2 separate regions of the Homo sapiens genome follow, and region 2 is linked to region 1. The links are chromatin loops, found by intact Hi-C in ENCODE. Cell type or tissue: PC-9. All regions are shown on one strand.

Evidence for each region. Hi-C counts contacts between places; a loop is a spot of excess contacts. Peaks named below come from ENCODE experiments on the same cell type or tissue, not always from the same donor. Only the 100,000 strongest peaks of a DNase experiment are listed, where the experiment ranks them.
Region 2: a loop joins it to region 1, with 2.9 times the contacts of the local background. A loop is called at or near these places in 3 of 110 quality-filtered maps.

What each region holds. Positions count from the first base shown.
Region 1 is chr2:134,678,955-134,686,954 of GRCh38, forward strand. All of the region lies in intron 2 of TMEM163 (transmembrane protein 163), which reads right to left. Among named protein-coding and RNA genes, the nearest start is that of TMEM163, 36 kb to the right of the region's middle. RefSeq lists an enhancer at 4,800-4,869. In PC-9, no CTCF peak of the experiment used is centred here; a DNase peak (open chromatin) is centred at 4,827; H3K27ac peaks cover 2,493 bases.
Region 2 is chr2:134,732,974-134,740,973 of GRCh38, forward strand. No RefSeq gene overlaps it. Among named protein-coding and RNA genes, the nearest start is that of TMEM163, 18 kb to the left of the region's middle. RefSeq lists an enhancer at 6,813-7,032. In PC-9, no CTCF peak of the experiment used is centred here; a DNase peak (open chromatin) is centred at 3,398.

The DNA of each region.
Region 1 (8,000 bases):
TCTCTTCCAATATCTACCTATGTGTATGAAAATAATGGATTTGTCCACAGAGGTGACAATCAACATATTTAACAACGAGCAGAGCTCTGGCCCCTGTCAGGCATAAGGCACAGTGTCTGTCCCTGGCCTAGGGAAGGTCCCAGAGACCAGGCCAGGCCTCAGCCCTTTCAGCTGCTGGCTGATAGGGACATCCAGAGGATCTGGGGTGGGGGACACAAGGATGGAGGTAAGGGGCTTGGGCAGTGGCTGATTACCAAGTGGTGTTTTAACAATCAGCGGAGCCATGCTGGGGCGCACTCACTGAACAGCAGCCCTGCGGTTCATGAATATGTGTACATGACTATACATATATGTCTGGCCTCATGTGTTTGTTCCATGACTCTAGGACAAACTCATGCACGTTACATCATGCATCATAAGATCAGGAAAGATTTCCTTCCATGAAAACAAGACTGGCATTTCAAGTAGGTGACAGATATATGTCATGGCCTTGCCTAGGCCACCCACTTCAATCATTTTCACACCTGCCTGGCCCCTGTGAGAATTTACACTTAGAACAATTCACCAGAGTGATAGAAGTGAGCGACGCAGTGCTCTGGGTTGGAAGGAAGAGCACTTTGTAAGTAAGTGCTTGCAAAAAGGTAAGATGCATTCAGGAGCTTCCCAGGAGCTTTCGAAGACATTTTATTTGATTCTTACACCTAATCCTGGAAAGGACTTAAGATAGGGATAACTAAACCCATTCTACAAATGACCAAAGAGACGCAGAGATACTCAATCTTACACAAGGTAACAAAGCTAGTAAGAGGTGCCCTGCCTAGAAACATCCCAGACCTTCGTCGCCAGCTCCCACCACCACCCCACAGCTGAATTATGGGGAAGTGATGAGCTCACCCACAAGGTCCCCGCCCACCCTGCCCAGATACTCAGCCATGACTTCCTTCTCTAACCACACCGGCTTCCCCAGCAACCCTAATGGCTCCACCCTATACCTGCCAGAATAAACGTACTTTAAGTTGTTCTGTAAGTGCTAATTCCAACAAAAATACCAAGGAATCCAGGCATACAGAAGGCTCAGAAAATACAGGCAACCTGAGTTTCCATGGCTCTGGGCCAGGTGGCATGATGGCTGAGAAAGTCAGGCTGCTAAGGCAAGACCCTGACTGTTCAGAAGCCTGTTAACTACGTAAATGGCTGCATGAGAAAAGAAGTTTTTCTACATAATGTTTTGGAGCAAAAAATCTTAAATGAGGTCTTAAGAGAATTTTTCATTGTTTTCTAAATAATTAATTACTATTTTCATGAAATTTTCATTTTAAATAAATATTTACCCTCAAGGGATAGATAAAAGGATTAAATTAAAAGACTAAAATCAAAGAAAGGATTTAACACACAAAAATGAGACCTATAAAAAAAAAAAGCTCTGTATGGAGGCTGTAGTGAGGCGAGATCGCACCACTGTACTCCAACCTGGGCTACAGAGCTAGACCCTGTCTCAAAAACAAACAAAAAAACGAACCTTTAAAGTTACTGGTCAAACTTGACTAAATGTCCACCTCTCACAAATCTTTCACTTTCTTATTAACTAAATCATCAAAACCTGTAATTTTCCTCTAGTGTTATATCCCCAAGGGCTCATTATGGACCACATTAATGCGCAAGGTTCTCTCAGTTCTTCTGACAGCTACTTTGTATGTTGGGCAGTTACCCACTCCCTGGCCAGGTCAAAGGAGTAGGGACGGCCCCCATCCCTGCTCAGAGTCTCAGAAAGTTTGGGACAGACAGGGTTTATAATGAGGACATGTTGAGAAAGGCTGGACTGTGGCACTGGAGCCAGAGAGGGGTTCAAGCCCAGCTTCGCCACGTGTCAGCTGTGATCGTGGGCAAGTTACTAACCTCTCCATACCTCCATTTCTCTGTGGAGTTGTCATGAGAATTACACAAAAGCACATGAAGAGCTTAGTTTGCCTGGCACACAGTAAGCGTAAAGATGAGCTTCTCAACCTCTGGAAACTATTGGAATAAAAGTAGTTCAATAGCACACATTCAATAATCCAGGATGGAGCCGCCACCCATCTTTATAACCACTTGGATCAACTGCCTGAGATTCTTGGGTCATTCAAGGGTGCCTTAATAGTTCCCATCATTTCCCAAGTCATCCTCTTCCCTCCATCCAACTTATACTGCCGGCTCATAGAAGCCTCTCCTTTCTCCAAATGTCCAACACAGCCACCCAGCAGTGCACCCCACTGCAAAGGGTCACCGTGGCCATCTCTGACAGGCACGTCTGGTCATGCCTCTCTCCAGTCTGACCTCCTTTGGTGACCCCGATGGGTACTGATAGAGTCTCAGTTCCATGCCGGGAAGGCTGGCTATGCATTACCTGCCTCCTACCCTCTTCTCCAGCTCAGCCTCACAGCTCTTCCCACACAAACCGCATTCCAGTGTCCCGGTCAAGCTCAGCCAACCACTGGCAATTGCCCAGATGCAAAGGCCTTTGAAGAACTCTGCCTTCTTGCCCCACAGCGTACACACACAAAACCTCTTTCTCTCTACCCCCCACTCTTTCTCTTTCTCTCTCTTTCTGCCCCAACCCCCTACATCCCATGCAAACAGGAATAGAAGCCTCCGTCTGTAAGTCCTACCACTCAGCTTCTATAAGTCACACAGGTTATCATGCCTTCTTTTAGCAGAGCATCACCTCCAGGAGACAGTATACTCTTGGTTTACAAATCATCCCACACTGCATTCCTCCTGATGACCCTGGTTCCCAGCACATGGCAACTTCAATCAGGGTGTGTGGAATGGACAAATAAACAGGTCACCAACAAGCACCTTCTTCAAGAAACAAAACAGCCTGATGCCCACCTACTGCCAATTTAGTTTTCACATACCCCAAAGCACCTTGGAAGTAGGCATATTTTCACAAATGTACATTTAGAACCCAGATTCAAAGGAAACTTCTAAAACAATTGGCTTGGGGGAGGGGGACACACATTACACACAGCAGAAATCTTACTACAGCAAACACGCAATTAAGAGATGCCTAAGAAAACAAATACAGAATCTGCATTCAATTAACCCAAAGGATCCTACGTAGTCTTTCAGCCTTTCTCAATTGGGATGCCTCATCTGACCTACAGAGCACAGAAAATGACTGGTGTGAGTTTTCTCAATTCTCCCAGGCATGGTACATGGCTACTGCTATTCTTGATGCATGGGACTGCGGTTAATCCATCACATACAACACTCTTCTCAGGGTATTAGAGCTTACATCTCTTGCAGAACCCAGGTTGAGAAAGGCTGAGGGAGGGGGATTTTCTCATACATTTTTATTCACTTTCCCTTATCACTTCACAAAGCTGCAACTTCTCTTCTTGTTTGGGGAGAGGCCAAGAACACACACAGGTCATGCTCAGCTTATTTTGCAGGGTCAAAGCTGTGTCTCAGTCTGCTGACCATTTCTTGTGTCAGCAGCATCCTCAGTAAACTGAGGTGAGTAGGGGCCATCCCTTTATACGGAAAGAAAACTAATGAGAAAGTAGGCCCAAGTCTACAGCACCACAGGCTAAGAGCGTGAAGAGCCTTGGGAGAGTTCTTCATTCTCACACTTACAAATATAATTAAAACAACGAGCTACCATAACACACCTATTAGAATGACCAAAATCCAGAATACTGTCAACACCAAACACTGATGAATAGGTGGAGCGACAGGAACCCTCATTCATTACTGCCGGGAATACAAAATGGTGCAGCCACTTTGGAGGACAGTTTGGCAGTTTCTCACTCTTACCAAAAATTGTGCTCCTTGGTATCTACCCAAAAGAGTTGAAAATTTATGTCCATACAAAAACCTGCACACAGATGTTTATAGCAGCTTTATTCACACTTGCCAAAAACCTGGAAGCAACCAAGATGTCCTTCAGTAGATGAGTGGATAAACTTTGCTACATCCAGGCAATGGAATGTTACTCAGTGCCAAAAGGAAATGAGCTATCAAGCCAGGAAAAGACACGGAGGAACCGTAAACGCATATTGCAAAGAGAAAGAAGCCAAACTGAAAAGGCTACATACTGTATGATTTCAACTGTATGACATTCTGGAAAAGACAAAACTATAGAAACAGGTTACCTAAAGGGAGGAGAAGATGAATAGGTGAAAGATGGGATTTTTAGGAGAGTGAAGATACTCTACATGATACTATAATGGTGGATACATGTCATTGTACATTTGTTCAAACCCACAGAATGTACAACACCAAGAGTGAGCCCTAATGTAAATAATGGACTTTGGGTGATAATGATGTGTCTGTGTAGGTTCATCAAGTGTAACAAATGCACCACTCTGGTGGGATCTATTGATAACGGGGGGAAGCTATGTGTTTATGGGGGCAGAGTATATGGAATATCTCTGTACCTTCCTCTCACATTTGCTGTGAACCTAAAACTGCTCTAAAAAAGTCTTTAATTTAAAAAAAAAAAAAAGAAAAGAAAATGGAAACCTAAACTAAACTCATTTGTGAAGCCATAAACCACCAGAACAACTTTTCTGATCATAGAGCAAACAACAGGGGTGGCAATTACAAAACATGAATAACTTGACACTATTACCTAAATTTCTGCTTATTAGTGGTTCTGCAACTCTGCTGACTAAATCCATAATAAGTCATGCTGATTACTGGGCATGCTGAATGACAGGCCTTACTCATTCCTCTGTCTCCACCACAGACCCTGGCTCAATAGCAGGTGTTTAGTAGACGCTGGGAGGGAAGGAGGAAGAAGTTTATCAGATTTTGCTATGAAAACAAATATGGCCAGCAACAGGCAAAAGGGCAATGATAGCAACTAGAGTGACTCATTTCTGCAATTCCCTGAACTTGACACGTCAACACCAAGGTCATCATTGGGGGAAACACAGAACAAACACTTTTAGCACTGGTGACTATGGACATAATATGCCCTCAATTTATAGAGGCCTCTGAAGGGTACAGTTTAACTTCTGGTCAATTCAAAGCAGTAAAATGGGCATTTTACCAGCAATGACTAATGATAATCACTGCCATTTATTTGTGCTAAAATGACCTAAGCAGTTGCATGTGTTAGGACCAATACTCACCATGTCCTGGAAGTAAGTACTATTATCTTGCTTTACTGATGAGGAAAGCAAGACCTATAACAAGGTTTAGTGACTTGTTCAAGGTCACAGAACAAACAAACAGCTCTTGGTCTTTGCCTGATGATATATACCACTCCCCTGATTCTCTTAACAAATGTTGAAGTGAGCACCTTCTATCTGCGAGTAAATGAAAAGATGTATCAAGCATAAACCTTACCATCGAGAGGCTTCACTAGTGAAGGTTACAGACGTACCCAACTACCACCTACAGGCAAAATGAGCCCCAGCTAAAACCACAGGCAGCAGTGCTGTGGGATGGTAATTATTAATAATTCTGCGAGCATGAGTGAAGGCTCAGGTGGTGCCTTGAAGGAGCTGAAGGTTTCTCCAAGGCCAAGGACAATGGGAAGAGGTTTTCTTCTGAGGGAACCCCATGAGCAAGGGGCACCTCGGAGTCTGAGCTATCAGCTAATGAGGCTGCACTTCAGAGGTATCAAATAAAAGGGCACAAGAATAGGATGGAGCCCCACACCCTCAGTGTTTTGGGAACACAGAGAGATACCTTAAAAGCAGGCCGGGCGAGGTGGCTCATGCCTGTAATACCAGAACTTTGGGAGGCCGAGGCAGGTGGATCATGAGGTCAGGAGATTGAGACCATCCTGGCCAACATGGTGAAACTCCATCTCTACTAAAAATACAAAAATTTGCCAGTGTGGTGGTGGGCACCTGTAGTCCCAGCTACTAGGGAGGCTGAGGCACGAGAATTGCTTGAACCCGGGAGGCGGAGGTTGCAGTGAGCCAAGATTGTGCCACGGCACTCCAGCCTGGGAGACAGAGCAAGACCCTGTCTCAAAAAAAAAAAAAAAAAAGAAAAAGCAGAATGAATTAGCTCCCAAGAGAATGGCCTACACAAACACGGCACTCCAAGAACGTCCATCCTCTCCCACCTAACTCTCAAACTTCATGTCCACACCTTGCTGATGTTATACTAAGATTAAAAAGGAACTACTTCTCCAAACCCTCCCTTGGGTGCTGAGTTGACAAGGTAATTGACAGAATATGTCTTCTCTCAAGGGTCAAACAGTATTAACGTTTAAAGATCCTGGCTGAGTCAGCTTCTGAAGCCACTCATTGCATCTTAAAGATGTCTGACCCTTAAGAATAACTGTTTCTAAAATTCCCATTTAGTTGCTCTAGATTTCCACTATAAACCCACCACTCACAATTCTCTTGCTTTATATAAGTCATCATAATATCCTAATAGCATATTAATTTCTAATCCAGAAAGAGCTGTGAGTAGGTAGAAAACAACAAACCAATAATTGGATCTGTAACTTGAAGTCTTTTTATCATGAGCAGTTTTGGGAGAGCAATTTTGCTCTTTGCTAAGTGAAGCAATTCAGAATGCTAGGAATACTAAATTATGGACATGAATTATTTATGAGTAATAAAGCATAATTTAGCATAATGTTACTATTTGAGTTATAAAATAAGGTACTTTCAAGAAAAGTCACTGTAAGGTCCAAGGTTAGCCTAATTAGATCTGGAGAACCCGTCACCACAGCTCCTGCTTTCCCACTTGCCCCCATCAGCATTTTATGCAATCATTATAAAACTTACAAAGGGAACATGGAAGAAACACCACCAAAACTAAGAATTCTCTGTCCAAAAATAAAACATACAATCATCATTAAACCCATTTTCTGAAATGACCACCTCATAGATTCTTGGGTATGATTACACTCTCCATTACCTACTTAGGGACAGCAAATAGGTTTTGCATTCACTTGTACTTTTTCATTACAAGAAATGGAGATTCCAACCCCGAATGGCCTAAGCAAAAAGGAAATGTATTCACTCATGTCACACACACCAACAAATGTCTAGAACAAGACTATCTTCAGCTATAGCTTGATTTAAAGACTCTGCCAGCCATATACCTGTCTGTCCTGTCACAGAAATGGCTGCCACAGGTCCTGGTGTCATACCCAGAGTCCAGCCAGGAGGAAAGGAGTGGCATCTGGGTCCACTTGTCTCTTTTATCAAAAAAGGACAAACCTTCCCTGAACCCAGCTGCCCTCCCCACCCCAGCCTGATAAGCCTCTACTCACATTTCACCTGCCAGAAGTTTTCCATAGCCACCTGGACTGCAGGAAAGGCTGGGGAAAAGAAAAGGTAAAAGCTTTTTAAGTGAACGGCTTATCCAACCTCCACAGCAGGTGGAGGAAGGGAGAGGAGGCCATGAATATGGGTTGCGAAGCCTGCCCCCGGGCTCAACCATGCAGCCTAGAGCCTAAAAAGCAATCCGTACATATTAAAGCAGGATGGTGGTGGCTTCCAGGGGCAGAACCCCAGTCAAAAGAAAGAACTGCTAGGTTATATGACAGCTGACTCGTGAGTTGTGTTTTCTGTATTATAGAGCTGTCAAAAAGCAAGGGACTACTTGACCAGAGTAAAAGAAAACTCACCAACTAAAAATTTTTCAAAGGCAGTGATTGACTTATGGGGCCAAAAAGGAGGTAGAATCATAGCATGCTACTCGGCTCATCATGATACAATTTTTATGCAGTAAAAATTATAAATACATTTGATACAAATTTAACCAAAGATTGTAATACTAAGAAATTTGGAGGCGTGGAAGTGAAAAGCTGTGAAGGATCAGAGATTTTACCCTACTTGCAAGGTAACAAGTTAGTCAGCCAGTTTCATGAATGCTGGCAGAAGACATGAGATTTTTGGGTCAGAGACAAAGGGCGATTTATTACTCACAGCAATAGTAGTAGCCAGAGAATCAGCATTTCTGCCTTGGTTTCCTAAGTCCCCATTCCCCTGGCCATCCAAAGAAGTGCAGATGAAAATTGCAGACACAGTGAGTTACACTAC
Region 2 (8,000 bases), 54 kb after region 1:
TTAGTTTAAATAAATCCCAGCTATTTGCTTTTGGGTTCTTGGTCATAAAATCCTTGAGTAAGCCAATGTCTAGAAGGGTTTTTCCAATGTTATCTTCCACAATTTTTAAAGTTTTGGGTCTTAGATTTAAGCCCTTTATCCATCTTCAGTTGATTTTTGAATAAGGTGAGAGATGAGGACCCAGTTTCTTTCTCCTACATGTGGCTATCCAATTATCCCAGCACCACTTGTTGAAAAGGGTGTTCTTTCCCTGCCTTATATTTTTGTTTGCTTTGTCAAAGATCAGTTTGCTGTAAGTATTTGGGTTTATTTCGGGGTTCTCTATTTTGTTCCATTGGTCTATGTGCCTATTTTTTACCAGTACCATGCTGTTTTGGTGACTATGGTCTTATAGTATAGTTTGAAATCAGGTAGTGTGATGCCTCCAGATTTGTTCTTTTTGCTTAGTCTTGCTTTGGCTATGTGGGCTCTTTTTTGGTTCCATATGAATTTTAGAATTGTTCTTTCTAATTCTGCAAAGAATGATGGTGGTATTTTGAAGCTGATTGCCTTGAATTTGTAGATTGCTTTTGGCAGTATAGCCATTTTCACAATATTGATTCTACCTATCCATAAGCATGGAATATGTTTCCATTTGTTTGCTTCGTCTATTATTTCTTTCAGCAGTGTTTCATAGTTTTCCTTGTAGAGGTCTTTCACCTTGGTTAGGTATATTTCTAACTATTTTATTTATTTATTTATTTATTTATTTATTTATTTATTGCAGCTCTTGTAATAAAAAAGCTGAGTTCTTGATTTGATTCTCCGCTTGGTCACTGTTGGTTTATAGAACAGCTACTGATTTGTGTACATTAATCTTGTGTCCAGAAGCTTTGCTGAATTCTTTTATCAGTTCTAGAAGCTTTCTGGAGGAGTCTTTAGGGTTTTCAAGGTAAACGATTATATCATCAGCAAACAGTGACTGTTTGACTTCCTCTTTACCAATATGGATGGCCTTTATTTCTTTCTCTTTTCTGATTGCTCTGGCTAGGACTTCCAGTACTACGTTGAAGAGGAATGGTGAGAGTGGGCATCCTTGTCTTGTTCCAGTTCCCAGAGGGAATGCTTTCAACTTTTTCCCATTCAGTATTATGTTGGCTGTGGGTTTGTCATAGATGGCTTTTATTACATTGAGGTATGTCTGATTTTGCTAAAAGTTTTAATTATAAACAGATGCTGGATTTTGTGGAATGGGGCATGGGTATTTTATTTTTAATTTGTCCAGGTAATTCCAACATGCAGCCAAATGGGAACCACTAGTCCAGTCCCATTGCCATGTTCCCAGAGCTGTCATCGTTTCTCACCTGAACTGAGCTAGAGCCTCCTGCTGGCTCTGCTTCCCCTAACAGCTCCCTCTGCCCCACTCCTTCTCCACAATGCAGTCAAAGTAATAAAACACAAGCTTAGTCGTGTCTTTTCCCTGCCAAAATGCCACCAATAGCTCCTCATTATCACAGGCTAATATTTACAAGTTCCCTAGCCTGACATCAAAAGCCACCCATGTTCTGGCCTCTTAGGGCCTCTGCACCTTTCTCTCTCCCTTTTGACCCCTAAGCTCCAGCCACACTCATGTCCTGGGTTCCCCCAAGTCACTAAGTCTTGCCCTTTGTTTTCCCACCTGCCTGGAATGCTCTTCCACCTGGCTAATGCCTTCCATTTAGTGCTTGCATGATCTGTGAAACCTTCCCTGACACTCTCCCCATGCCCAGGTGGGACATAGGCCCTCCTCCTTTTCCAAAAACACACCAGTGCACCCCTCTTTCAGAGCACGTATCAGATTGTATTGTATTGCTTTCCATTGGTCCCCTTCTCGTGACTGTACCCATCTTATTCTCAGTCTCCCTGGGTCTTAATACAGTGCCCAGCATGTGTACAGTAGGGCATGATGAACGTCTGTTGAATGGATGAATAAGTGGATACCTGGCCTCTCCCTGCCATGCCCTTGCCCAGCGCCTGCTGTCTGGTTACCATTTACAAATGAGCTTGGCTCCCTCAGTTCTGGTGTTTCCTTACCTCCGTGTTCCATGTCTACTTCAATCCCAGAATAACTGTTTATACCAGAGCTCGTCCAGCCCATAATTGGGGCGAGAACAGGTGAGAGACTCATAGCTACTCTGGGCCCAGCACTTTCCATTCTTTAACCCTCATGGAAGCAACACAAAGTCATCATTATCGCCTCCATCTTACAGCTGAGAAAACTGAGGCTCTGAGAGGTTGAAAATGACTTTCCTGAGGTCCCACAGCTAGGGGGTGACCGAGCCAAAACTGGAATCACAGAATCTGACTCCATGAGCTCCAGCCTTTCCTGCTGGGCCCTGTGCTCATCCACTAAAAGAGACAGGAGCTTGGTGAGTGGCTGTTTTGTGTTCTTTTGTGCGAGGATGAGTCCGTGTGGGCACAACAGGGGACACAGGGGAGGCTCAGGAAAACAAAGTTTATTATACTCACAGGTCCTAGAGACAGGAAGCATGATATGCCTTGCAGGGCCACAGGGGAAGACACCAGGGTGGTCAGGAGCCAGAAGACAGGAGTGAGGGCAAGGTTTAGACCAGAGCCTTCCTTGGTGTTTCTGTGGAAAAAGCAAGGTAGGGCAGGGTGAACAGTTTAGGATTGGCTAGTTTGAAGAATTTCAGTGGGCTCTAGGTTACAGGGGTGGTCCCTGGTTGCCTGGCACCTGGCCCTGGAGTGATGAACGCAGACAGACATTGTCTCCTGGGGTGTGTGGGTCAGATGAGGGAGGGCTCTGGTTGGTTAGTTTGCTAATCAAATGCTCTAGGGCCAGGTGTGGTAATCCCAGCACTTTGGAAGGCCAAGGTGGGAGAATCACTTGATCCCAGGAGTTTGAAACCAGCCTGGGCAACAAGGCGAAACCCTGTTTCTATCCCAATGTTTTTTTAATTTGCTGGGTGTAGTGGTGCATGCCTGTGACCCCAGCTACCCAGGAGGCTAAGGTGGGAGGATGGCTTGAGCCCAGGAAGTCAAGGCTGCATTAAGCCATGTTCATACCACTGCACTCCAGTCTGGGCGACAGAGTAAATGAGACCCTCTCTCAAAAAAAACAAAAAGAGAAACAAACAAACATAAAAAATAAATAAATAAATAAATAAATAAATAAACAAAGACCACGCTCCAGGCTGGGCCTTTTGTTATCTCTAGGAATTGGCTAGCCCCAGAGGGGCAGTCTCCCCTGGACCCAAAATGGGTTTAATGTTTGATGATGTCAAAACATCATAATATACAGAAAATTTAAGAATATATTTGCAATACAGTGGGGAAGGAGGAATGGCTGCTGGAGACACAGGCTGACAATGTGACTCACCTCCCAGGAATGAACCTGAGGAAGCCCTCTAATTCCACAGCCATCAGCTTTTCACAATCAGTAATGCCACGCTCCATCAGACATCCTAAGAATGTGTGGCCCATGTGGATGAGAGGGGTTGCCACTTTTATTCAAAAATGTATCACGAATGCTTAGAACAGTGCCTGGGATAAGGTAGACAGACATTTATAAAGTGGAAAAATATTTACTGATTTAATGAAAAAAGAGTGAATTAACAATGACCCTATTAAAATAACTCAGTGTAGTCCTTTTCACTACTGTTGTTTAAGGACCCTGTTTCAACACAGTTGTTTAAGGAACCTTTACATAAGGGTGGAAATTTTTGTTCCTCTTTCTCCTCTGTGATGTTTTTCTTCCTCTTTTCTCAGGTGAAGACTGAAAATTCTAAGTTCTCACTGGGCAGAAATGGACATCAAGATCTTCAGATGAAAAGGCCCCTTAATAAGTCGGGGGAAAAAGTCCTCATAGTACTTTAATTCTAAAGTAGTAATCCCATGTGTGCAAGTGTCTGTGCCACCTTGGGAAACTGTGAAGCTTTGTGGCTGTTTATAAACTTGATAATTGGTTCTAACACTCAATGCCTGTTGGGAAGGGCTGCTATTCATCACCTTGACTCTGACTTTCAAGTCCTCCCTTAGTCTGACCTTGTGTTGTCATCTCATGATGCCAATGCCATTGGGATTGGCCCAAATTATTCTTATCCAAACAAAACATAAGCAAGAAAGACCTCTTCTATGACTTTGTAATCTAACAGAACTGAAGAGATGAGTGACTGGGTTCTGGTTCGCCTTGGCCAGAGCTGTGTGTCCTTCTTATACCTCACTGCTCCTCAATTTCTGAATGTCTGAAAAAGCCAGCTGATAGATACTATAGATACTTATTCTGCCTAGCCCAAAAGAAAGCCAAGAGAATAATTATAGAATGCAAATACGAAAAAGAGAGTTAGATGAGGCCTCACAGGTCAGCTAAATTTGGCAAGACTTCCAATTTACAAGTGAGAAACTTGAGGTGCAGTGGTGTGTGCTCATTTGTTATTGCTCCGTAACAAATTACTGCAGACTTGGAGGCTTGAAACGGCACAAATTTATTCTCTTACAATTCTGGGAGTCAGAAGCTGGAAATGAGTCTTATGGGGCTGAAATCATCTTATGGGGGTGTCAGCAAAGCTGATTTTCTCTGGAGACTCCAGGAGAGAATTTGTTTCCTTGCATCCTCCAGCTTCTAAAGGTGGCCGTCACTCCTTGGCTCCTGGCTGAATTGCTCCAATCTCTGTTTTTATTGCCAGTTAGCCTTCTTCTCTCTGACTCTGATTCCCCTGCTTTCTTCTTATAAGGATCTTTGTGATTAAAATAAAGCCACCCAGATAAGCCAGGATAATCTCAAGGTGAAACAGACAGAAATCGATGACAGAGCCTATGCTGGCTTGTGTCAGCAGGAAGGACAGGGTGCACCAGGTGTGGCAGACCCTGAACTGCATCACTGTTGTTAGACTGCTGTTTACTCTCTCCACGCCTTGCTGCTGTCACTTCCTGAATGTCGGCATACTGTATATTACCTCCGAAGGGTCTTTCCCACATGGCAGGAAAGATGAATGCTGACAGCCCTAGATTTGAATCCTTCTAAAAACTCGAGAGGCAGGAGGCTGTCCTTTCCCTTAGTTTCTATAAAACAGTCCCAAGGAAGGGCTCTAATTATCCTGGCTTGATAATGTATGCAAAGTTCAAGTCTGGCAGGAGGTTTTGCACAAACCCAGCTTCCAGAGTTCTGCGAGGGTTCTTACTCTGGGGCTCAAAGCAGCCCTGGCTGCTGCAGCAGTCCCCACGCCATCAGGACAGTTGCAAGGAGAAAAAAGGAGCCCCAATCCCTCACCACTTGCATTTTTTGGTCTAGTCTGGGAAGACAGAACATTGGCACAATTTATGAAAAGCAACTTTGTTACTCACAGTTAAGCAGCAAAAATCAACAGAAACCCAGGGTCCACCATGAGCAGTTCCCCAGGGTTCAGGAATGCTGCCAAGGGCAGATGCAGTCTAAGCATGCCTCACATTACACTCTAGCTGAGGGACTCTGAAAGCACTCCATCCTGGGTTTATATACCCTGGGTACCACTTGGACCACTGAATGCAAGCACTGCAGAACATCCTATTCTAGAAGGAATAAGAATGTAGCCTGGATTGCTCCAGACATTTCCTCCTTATTACAGGATTTTCAGTAGTTTCTGTCTAGGAATGAAAAGCAAGAAGGGGAAGAGCTGGGTCGGCCAAGGTCATCCAGGGACTTATGTTCCTGCAATGTGCTCATTTCTGAGCCAATCTCTGTAACCAGCCAGGGATGGTGCCCTGGTTCAGCCTGGGTCATGTGTCCACACTGTGGGCAAAGCTGGAGGGCAGGATTACTATCAGGAGAAGGCACAGGAAGAAAATCATGCTGGGCAAGGCAAATTCATGGTTACCTCAGCCTCCAGCTTGTCTGAGAGTGTCCCATGGCCATGGTTCATGATGGGTGATGGGCAACCAGGATGAGACAGAAGCCAGGGAAAGAATGAAGATAAAAAAGAGTGGGCCCAGAGGAGCACAGCCCATGAGATTGCACCTCTGGTCCTTGGGAGGCAGTGGTTTCAAAGAGGGGCACTGCAGATGAACACTCCCAACACGGCTAAGGAGGTCAGAGACATGCCACATCTCTAGGACAAGATGAAGTGGGGACAGCCACCTCCAGCTTCACGCTCCCGCTCAGCAAAATATGGACAATAGTTCTGGATTCATAGGGCTTGTCTGAAGTTCTATAGAAGCAGGACCTGAGACACAGATTCTTGGTGCAAGTGATCTCAGAAAGAGAATGTGAGTGGCAAGATAGAAAGAAAAAGGAAGCCAAGAAAAATGTAGATTCAGCTGCATTTTAACCTCTCAGTCTGATCCCACCTCAGCCTGATCCCACCATAGCATGAAGAACACCACAAAGTTATGCAACCTTGAGACAAGGCACCAGACTTTTGCACCCCATATCTGTCACTCATTGTCTGTGGCCACCCCTAGGGGGAAAGCAGGCATTTCTAGGCAAGGTGGCTCCCCTTAGCTGAGCATTCAGAAGAAGGAAGCAGCTGCAACCTGTGAGCAGCCAACACTCAGCTACGGGGTGGTGCCTGGCAGATTAAAGTGTATCTGGTGGGGGCCCCAACTATACCCCTTATGGGGCTATTGTGAGATAATGAAGCTCAAGTCCTATCACAAGGCTGGGAGTTATCATTGTCATCATCATTATCTTATCCCTGTTGTAGAGAAGTAATAAATAGTAAGCATCACATAACACATGCCTCTTGGCTGGCTGCTGCACAGACATACATAGGCAGTAGGAATGTACACAGTCCTTTGTTCATATCCTGTGCCACCCCTGCCATGGACTAGTTATGTGATTTGGGGTGCCAAATTTAGCCCCCTTGAGCCTCAGGGTTCTAATCCATAAAATGGGCTAGGTAACCAGAGCTGGGCTGTTGCAAGGATGACATGAGGTCATCCCCATGGTGCTCTAGGTGCGGTTCTTGGAACAGAAGAAAGCATTCAAGTGACTGTGGGTCATCAGCTTCTGTGGTCAGACAGTCTAAAGCTTCAGCTGACACACATGGAGGCCAAGAAGACACTGGCTTCACGAAAGGCAGTAATATGACTGTGTATTATGTAAAAGATGAAGCCAACTGTGTTTAAGGAAGCAAATCCATTTTCAAAAAGAGGATGTGAAAACAAAGCCTCTAAAGACGTCTGTCTGTTACTCATCAAGACTGTGCCACGGATAGGGCCTTTGCTGTACAGCACCTCCTCAAATGCTCACACAGGCCACCGCTCAGAACAAAGGGGCCTCACCCTGGGCTTCCACAGAGATTTGTCAGCCCGAGGCCACCACCTTTAATTTGGTGGATCAGCTTTTCCTGCCTGTAATCAAAGAGGATAGGATGTGTGTCGAGGTATAGATTAGTTGGGGCTGCCCTGCCCCGCACCCTAATAAAGGTGTAGCCATGAACCTTATTTAGTCTCTCCTAAGCCTCATTTCCTTCTTAGTTAACGGGGGAAAATAATATTTGCATTTAGGATTATTTTAGAGAACTAAATGAAATGGTATTTGTGAACACTTAAATCAGTACCTGGTCTTACATCAGTCCATTTGAATCAGCACCTGCTGCCAAAAAGCAACTATTATTGTGGTTATTGATGTTCATTTTTTCAACCAGTATTTACTGTCTACCATGTGACAACATTGATTTTGGTGGTGGGAAGACATTGGCAAGAAAAAAACATGAGGGTCCTGTGCATAAGAAGCTTACATTCAAGCGAGGAGAGATAGTTAACATAGAACCACGAAAACCTACAGGATGCGATAGTCACATAGAGAATTAAAATAGGACGATGAGACAGAGTGATGGAATAGATCCCTGAGTCTGGCCTCTACTTTAGAAAGGCCTCTCTAAGAGGTGAGGTTCAGGCTGAGATCCAAAAACCCAGATGAGGCCAGGCACGGTGGCTCATGCCTGTAATCCCAGCACTTTGGGAGGCCAAGGCAGACGGATCGCCTGAGGTCAGGAGTTCGAGACCAGCCTGGCCAACCATGGCCAACATGGTGAAACTAAAAC